Linked DNA regions of Homo sapiens: region 2 is linked to region 1. A link is a contact called in ENCODE Hi-C data. All regions are on one chromosome and are shown on one strand. The core of a region is the stretch at or near the end of the contact, and the rest is flanking DNA. Distances in the headings are between cores, read along the strand shown. Region 1 has its middle 10 kb from the start of LASTR. Region 2 overlaps LOC101928080 (a long non-coding RNA gene).

The links. Hi-C counts contacts between places; a loop is a spot of excess contacts on that map. Pooled maps may share reads with other maps.
Region 2: a pooled map shows a loop between it and region 1 (2.9-fold over the local background). The contact joins two enhancer-like sites. A Hi-C loop is called at or near these places in 4 of 37 single-sample maps with no recorded cell type and 3 of 50 pooled maps.

What each region holds. Positions count from the first base shown.
Region 1 is chr10:5,583,966-5,587,737 of GRCh38, reverse strand. No RefSeq gene overlaps it. Among named protein-coding and RNA genes, the nearest start is that of LASTR, 10 kb to the left of the region's middle. RefSeq lists enhancers at 1-317, 2,000-3,199. Within about 2 kb of position 1,862, at least 7 of the 41 ENCODE cell types and tissues checked have a DNase peak (open chromatin) inside an H3K27ac peak, as active enhancers do.
Region 2 is chr10:6,134,463-6,138,234 of GRCh38, reverse strand. The region is part of intron 1 of LOC101928080 (a long non-coding RNA gene); the gene reads left to right. Among named protein-coding and RNA genes, the nearest start is that of MIR3155A, 16 kb to the left of the region's middle. RefSeq lists enhancers at 1,363-1,662, 3,005-3,552, 3,553-3,772. Within about 2 kb of position 1,879, at least 3 of the 41 ENCODE cell types and tissues checked have a DNase peak (open chromatin) inside an H3K27ac peak, as active enhancers do.

The DNA.
Region 1 (3,772 bases), core at 613-3,112:
CGAGGACATGGCTGCAGCCCCCGGAGGTGCTCCTGGTCCTGGAGCAGCCCCACCTGGTCCCAGGGGCTCAGGCTAGGTGAGCTGTGAGAGGGGAACTCAGAGCCAGCCCGGCCAGTGCCAGCTGTTGTTCCCCCGCCAGCTTGGCATCTCGAGGAGGGGTCATAACAAAAGAGACAGGGCCACTCCCTGAGCTGCAAGTTCTGGCCGGGAATCCAGTGGCGTCTGGGGGCCCCGCAGACAGCAGCCTGCCTTTCATGTGCTGAGCTGGGGGCCTGGAGGAAACATTTTCCATGCCTGCTGCCAAATTTCCTCAAAGAACAATGCAAGAGAAGATGCTGTTTTGCAGTCAGGGAAGCTGGAAGGGGGCGGTGGTGCAGGTTTCAGGAAGGTCAGAAGTCAGGCCATGAGCCTCTGGGAAGCTGCGCCCCCTCCCCTAGTAGAACAGGCATCCTGAGACTGTTCCCCTCCCGTGCCCAGGCCCTTCTCAGGGCAGGAGCTGCCGTCATTGTCATTTGCAGGGCACTTGGGCGGGTTGTAGGAAGCGGCTGCCCCAGCAGAGATGGCTGGTTTCCCCTGCTTCCCAGAGCTGTGGTGTCTAATTAGTGAGATGGAGGTGAAGGACACCTCTCAGTCATTGCTGCTGCTGCGAACAGCTGCCAACGTCATCACAAGGCATTTGTCAGGGGCCTGCAGGACTCACTGTAAGATGTGTGAACCCAAAAGTATCTGAGACAGGTCTCAATCCATTTCGAAAGTTCATTTTGCCAAGGTTAAGGACATGCCCGTGACACAGCCTCAGGAGGTCCTGACAACAGGTGCCCAAGGTGTTTGGGACTCAGCTTGGTTTTATACATTTTAGGGAGACATGAGACATCAATCAATATGTGTGAGATGTACATTGGTTTGGTCCAGAAAGGTGGGGCAACTCAAAGTGGGGGCTCCCAGGTTATAGGTAGATAAGAGACAAACAGTTGCATTCTTTTGAGTTTCTGATTAACTCAAATTAGCCTTTCACTGAATACACAATTTACATGTGAGAGAGGGGTAGGGGAACAATCACTGATGCCTCAGTCTGGCTCAGTGAATCTGCGTTTTTACATAGACAATAGAGCAGAGGAAACCATCACATATACACTGGTCTCATATGAACAGAGGGATGACTTTGAGTTCCATCTGTTCTTTGTCCACGAGGAATTTCCTTGTGGGTAAATTGTGAGCAAGGTATGTAAATTTTTGTCTGTGTAGTGATCTTATTTACGAATAAAATAGGAGGCAGGTTTGCCTGATGCAGTTCCCAGCTTGACTTTTCCCTTTGGATTAGCGATTTTAGGGTCCCAAAATGTATTTTCCTTTCACAGATGTTTTATGAAGACACTATCTCTGCTTTCTAGAAGATTCTAGTCTACATGGAAAAGGCAAGCAAGCATGGCAGAGTGAAAGGCAGCACTGTGGGTTAAGACCATGGACTCTGGAGTTTGCTGCCTGGTCTAAATCCCTAGTTACTTATGGGTCATGTACCATGCCTCAGTTTACCCCTCCAAAAATGAGGATGAAGATAACAACAGTGTCTCCTTTATGGAGTTGTTATAAGGATGAAATGAGTCACTGTTTGCAAAGCTCTTAGAACAGCATCTGGCGTCACACACCTGCAGTGTTTGCAAAATAAATAATACAAGAGTAAAATACAAAATTGGGCCTTGACAACTGGGATGAGACCACATTTAGTTTTGAAGATGAGGTTTGGCAGTTTTCCATCATGAGGGTTTTTTTTTCTAAGCATGGTTTCCATTGCTCCAAATCTGTTTTGGGTTTGTGGGAAAGGCAAATGGGAAAGAATGTGATTCTGAAATGCAGGGAACTTTACAAAGCTTTCAAAGATCACAGCTTCACCTTCCCGAGAGCAACTCCTGAAAACAGAGACCTGTGTTTCTGCAAAGCACTGTGCAAGTCGCCTCTCCAACAAGTCTGGGTGGATGGAGAAGTTTCCAGGCTCCCCTGAAATCAACACTCTCGTGTTGATGGGGAGAAATTAAGAACAAGAGGATTTGGCTAAGGTCCCAGCGTGCGATGGCGTCTGAGCTGAAGTGCTGGGCTGCCTACAGAAATCTCTTCTAGAGATTGAGCTGGAGTAGGATTTCTCTCCTCTGAACAAGTAGATGATTATACAATGTTCCATTCTCAGGGGGTAAAGCCCTCTCCAGTCTTCCCAAGACCCAGTGAAGAAGAAGAGAGGGTTCCTAGCTAAGGAAGGGAGACAAGGGTGGTGGCTTTCCACGGCTCCCGCACGTGCTGGGTGTGAAGCTGGTAGTGGAAGTGTGTTTCCTCAGCAGCTGTGAGTCCTCAGAATACTGGGTCCCCACGGACCAGCCAGCAGAGGGACAGCCCTTCCTTAGTGGGGCTCTCCAAGGGCCATAGGAGCACCATGGGCTGGTGCATGTGGCCTCGGGCTGCTCTGGGGAGAGGGTCATTGGTCCCTCTTACTCACCTCCTGTCGGGAGTGGCCAGACACAGCCTGACCATACAAGGGTGACTAGGAGTTTAGGTTCGAGAGTATTGAGGGTGGCCAGGCATTCCGAGTCCAGGGCCCTCCAGGCAAAAACAACTCATCAACCTTTTGAAAGCAACAGCTGAGTCACTAATACCATTAGCAACCAGAATTTGCACTTTCGGTGTGCCGGCATTCTTCTGAGTGTTTTACCTAGAGTCACTGACTCAATTCTCACTGAAACCCTAGGAGGGAGGCAGTGCTATTGCCTCCATTGTATAGATGAGGCAACTGACACTCAGAGAGGTGAAGTAACTTCCTCAAGGATACACAGCTTATAAACACTGGGATTCACACCCAGTTAGTTTGGCTCCAGCATTCCTGCTTTTGACCCCAACATTACACAGCCTCTGATTTATACAATTACAAACATTTTAAATACTGGAAGCTGAATTCAAACTGCATCCACCAACTTGACTTCTAAGACCCCATACACTTTACCTGAGGGGTGCTCAGCCACCAGGCAAAGAATGGGCTGCAGTGACACACTGGCACACGTGCCTCCCGCTTGCGTCTGTGTTCTAAGCTGCTGCGTCCCTGTTGATGTGCACTGAGCTTGCGAGTGATTTGGACTCTCGAGACAATTTCTTTTTTCTTTTCTTTTTTTTTTTTTGAGACGGAGTCTCGCTCTGGCTGGAGTGAAGTGGCGTGATCTTGGCTCACTGCAACCTCCACCTCCTGGGTTCAAACAATTCTCCTGCCTCAGCCTCCCAAGTAGCTGGGATTACAGGTGCCCGCCACCATGCCTGGCCATTTGTTTTTGTATTTTTAGTACAGACGGGGTTCTACCATGTCGGTCAGGCTGGTTTCAAACTCCTAACCTCAAGTGATCCACCTGCCTCAGCCTTCCAAAGTGCTAGGATTACAGGCCTGAGCTACCGCGCCCGGCCTCTCGAGACAATTTCTGTTCAGCCAACTTTTCCTATATCTTTCTCAAAATTATTAGTTTCCGCCCACTGTTCCAATCGAATATGGTCTCTTTTATGAATACCAGCTCTGTCGCCTGCAGCACATTTGCTCTCCCTGGAAGCTTTGGGTCATTTGTGGATCTGGACAGCGTGTTTTCACTGAAGCCGCTGGGTGAGAACAGTGGAGGCGCAGGCGCAGGCTGGGGGCTGGGCAGACACTTCCTTTAGGTGCTGCTGTGTATTCAGCTATGGATCCATCCACTGTGCACTCCCATCCAGCCGGTTTGTCCCAGAGGTGGTGGTAGGGAAGTTCCAGGAC
Region 2 (3,772 bases), core at 630-3,129, 550 kb before region 1:
GCCAGGTACAGTGGCTCATGCCTGTAATTCCAGCACTTTGGGAGGCCAAGGCAGGAGGATCACTTGAGGCCAGGAGTTCAAGACAGCCTGGGCAATATAGCAAGACTCCATCTCTACAAGAAAATTTTAAAAATTAGCTGGGTGTGGTGGCAGTGCACGCCTGGACTCCCAGCCACTGGGAAGGCTGAGGAGGGAGGATGGCTTGAACCTGGGAGGTTGAGGCTGCAGTGAGTCATGGTCACGCCATTGCACTCCAGCCTGGGCAACAGAGAGAGACACGTTTCGAAAAAAAGGAAAAGAAAAATCAGTTTTCTTCCACTAAAACAGTAAGTTTAATTTTCCTAATTTGCTGTTTGTACAGTATGGTCCTCTGCTCCAAGCTTAAAACAAAAATCTATAGGAAACGTCACCTTTCTAGAGGAAGCTGAGATGGAGCAGCTCTCGTTCTACAGGAGGGGCTGCACAAGCTCTCACCACACATCTCTGTCCTCAGGAAAAGCCTGTGCTGAGTGACCAGGAGTTTCTTGTCACTGCTGCATTTTCTTCTTCTTGTTTTTTGTTTGTTTGTTTGTTTGTTTTTGAGACAGGACTGTGGCCCAGGCTGGAATGAATGCAGTGGCGTGATCACCGTTCACTGCGGCCTCAACCTCCCGGGCTCAAGCAGTCCTCCCATCTCAGCTTCCCAGATACCTGGGATCACAGGTATGTGCCATCACACCCAGCTAATTTTTTGTATTTTTGGTAGAGACGGGGTTTCACCATGTTGTCCAAGCTGGTCTTGAACTCCTAGGCTCAAGTGATCTGCCTGCCTTGGCCTCCTGAAGTGCTGGGATTACAGGTGTGAGCCACCACACCTGGCCTCATCCCTGAAGCATTTTCTGCCACGTCTTAGGCTGCATTGGTGACATAATCTGGGGGCTGCCGCCCCTCACAGCTACGTGACTTCATATGCAAGCTCCTTGGCCTCACTGTGCCTCAGTTTCCTCATCTGTAAAATGGAGACAATAATAACACCTGCCCCTAGGGTGGCTGTGAGCATTGCATGAGATAACATGTGTGTCAGTCAGGAGTTTTGGCTGCAAGCTAGGGATCCAACTCTGGGTGATTAAATCAGAGAGGAATTTATTGGAGGGTATCGAGTAGCTCACAGGTTTGGGAGAAAGTCAGGAGAACTAGCCAAAGCTGCCAGAACTCTGGCCAAATTCACATCAGAGGGCGGCTCTGGCAAACTCAGGACGCTAGATCCGCATGGGGGCACCGCCTCTTGAGCCTGCTCCTTTGTCTCTTGAGTTACCTTAAGAGGCTGGGCAGGAGCTTCTGGCTCCCCCCGTGGAGGTCTCAACCTCACCCCCTTAGCTGCAGGGAAGGCTGGGGAAGTATCTGATGGTTTCAGCAGCTACTGCTGCCTCCATGGTAAGACATACCTAGTTATGAATAACTAACTAAAATAAGTCTGTAAGGTGGGGAATTCCCCAACCTAGGAAAGGAGCTCAGATGAGGAGCAAGAGAGAAAGAAGAGGGGATGGGGTGTGGAGAAGAGGAGAGGGTGCCTTTGGAGCAGAAGCCAGCCGTGGCAAGCACACGGGTTGGTCATCGCGGGTGTCCTCCACCACCCCAGGCTCCCTTGCCTCCCCTTGGACTGCTATCGGATCTAAAGAGGCTACTGAAAAAGAGGAGGCGCAAAACAGAGGCATGAGTTGTTCAAAGTCAAAGAACACAATGAGGGAAGAATTAGTCATTTCAGAACTGGAATGAAACTTACAGCTCATCTAAACCAGATGCCCCATTTTACAGAGGAATGAGGCATTCGCAGGCTAAATGACTCGTGCGGGTCCCCCAATAGCTGATGGCGAAGCTGTGAATTCAGACCCCCACTTCGCTTGAGCAGTGACGGGAAGCTGGTGACTTCAGGCTCTGGCAGGTCAGCCCGGGGTGCAGGGGGCGGCTCCTGGGCTCCTGCTCAGCAGGAGGTGGAGGGGGTCTCTCCCTTCCTGAAGCTTTGAGAGCTGGGGTGCTGAGTACATTCTTGGGCTGTTGGGTGACACCATTCCCCTCTCTGAGTCCCCCAAAGGAATAGCTTTGGCTTCCTACAGTTACAGGGCTTCCTATATTAAATCTCAGCTCTTCGAAACACCCAGAGTAGTTTATCTTGTTCCGACTGGACCCCAATTGAAACGGACAGAACACAAGGAAAAGAGCCCAGGATTTCAAGGTGGAACCTGGTTTTGCCACTTACCATTTGTGTGGCTTTGGGTAAGGCATGTAACTTTTCCACCTTAGTTTGTCCGTCTGTAAAGTGGGCATATTCATACTTCACATTAGGTCTATAGAATAGACATTTCATCAGGGTTGAATTTTTTATGTGCTTATATAAATGAATTTCTTTCTTTGTAGGGGTAAATGGGCTCAGATGGCTCAGAAAAAAAATACGCACTCGCACATGATACACACACACAGAATGATTTAGCAAATACATAGACAACTGGTGAGGAACAATTGGTCAGTGTGGGAGAAGAGGATAGAGGTGTTTTTCAGTTTGAAATTGTTTCAAAATAAATGCTTTCAGGGCCGGCATGGTGGCTCATGTCTGTAATCCCAGCACTTTGGGAGGCCAAGGCAGGCAGATCACCAGAGGTCAGGAGATCGAGACCATCCTGGCTAACACGGTGGAACCCCATCTCTACTAAAAATACAAAAATTAGCCGGGCATGGTGGTACACGCCTGTAGTCCCAGCTACTCAGGAGGCTGAGGCAGGAGAATCATTTGAACCAGGGAGGTGGAGGTTGCCGTGAGCTGAGATCGCACCACTGCACTCCAGCCTGCGCAACAGAGTGAGACTGTGTTTCTAAAACAAAACAAAACAAAAAAAATGCTTTCAGGAAAGAAGAGACAGCTGTGCTAATTTACATCTACTGAACTTCAATACATGTGCAATTTAATGCAGGGGATGTTCGTTTACTTTCTATTGCTATGTAGTGTTCTTTTTTTAAAAAAACAAAAAAACACACACACACACACACAGAAATTTTGTGGTTTAAGCCCCACCCCTTCATTAGCTCCCGATTCTGAAGGTTAGAAGTCACACTGCCTGCCTGTGGCTCTGCACAGACCTCGCCCAGCGGAGATCAAGGTGCTGACTAGCTGAGTTCTCATCAGGAACCTCTGGAGAAAACTCCACTTCCCAGCTCCTCCTTGTGGGCACAATTCAGTTCCTGTGGAGTGGGAATAGGGTCCCCATTTCCTCGCTGGCTGTCAGCGGGGTCACTCCTAGAGGCCACCCTCGTTCCATGCCACGTGGCTCCTCCTTCCGCAGGGGCAAGGGCAGGTTGGATCTTTCTCGTGCTTTGAACACTGATGTCTTCTTCTGGGTCCTGCAGGAGAAAGCTCTCTGCCTTAAAGGACTCCGGCCCCCAGCAATCTCCCATCTTACAGTCAACTCATGGGGACCTTAATTCCATCTGCACAGCCCTTCCTGGCAGCTCCTAGGTCAGAGCCGAGCTGAACACCTGGGAGGAGGCGCACACACGGGCCCAGGAACCTGGCAGCAGGCTGCTGGTGGGGGGCATGGGCTCCCCAAGGGCCCACGGTTGGCCTGGCCCAGCCCTAGCACAGCTGGTGTGCTGTGTGCACTCTTTCTGTCATCCTCCCCTCAAAACGCAGCTCCTACGTGCTGCCCTGGCTCTGGGGAAAGGTGATGAATTATCCTTTCTCCTCCATTCAGCTGAAGTTTCAGACATCAGGATTTCTCTCTAGGGAGAGGCTCTTTTCTTC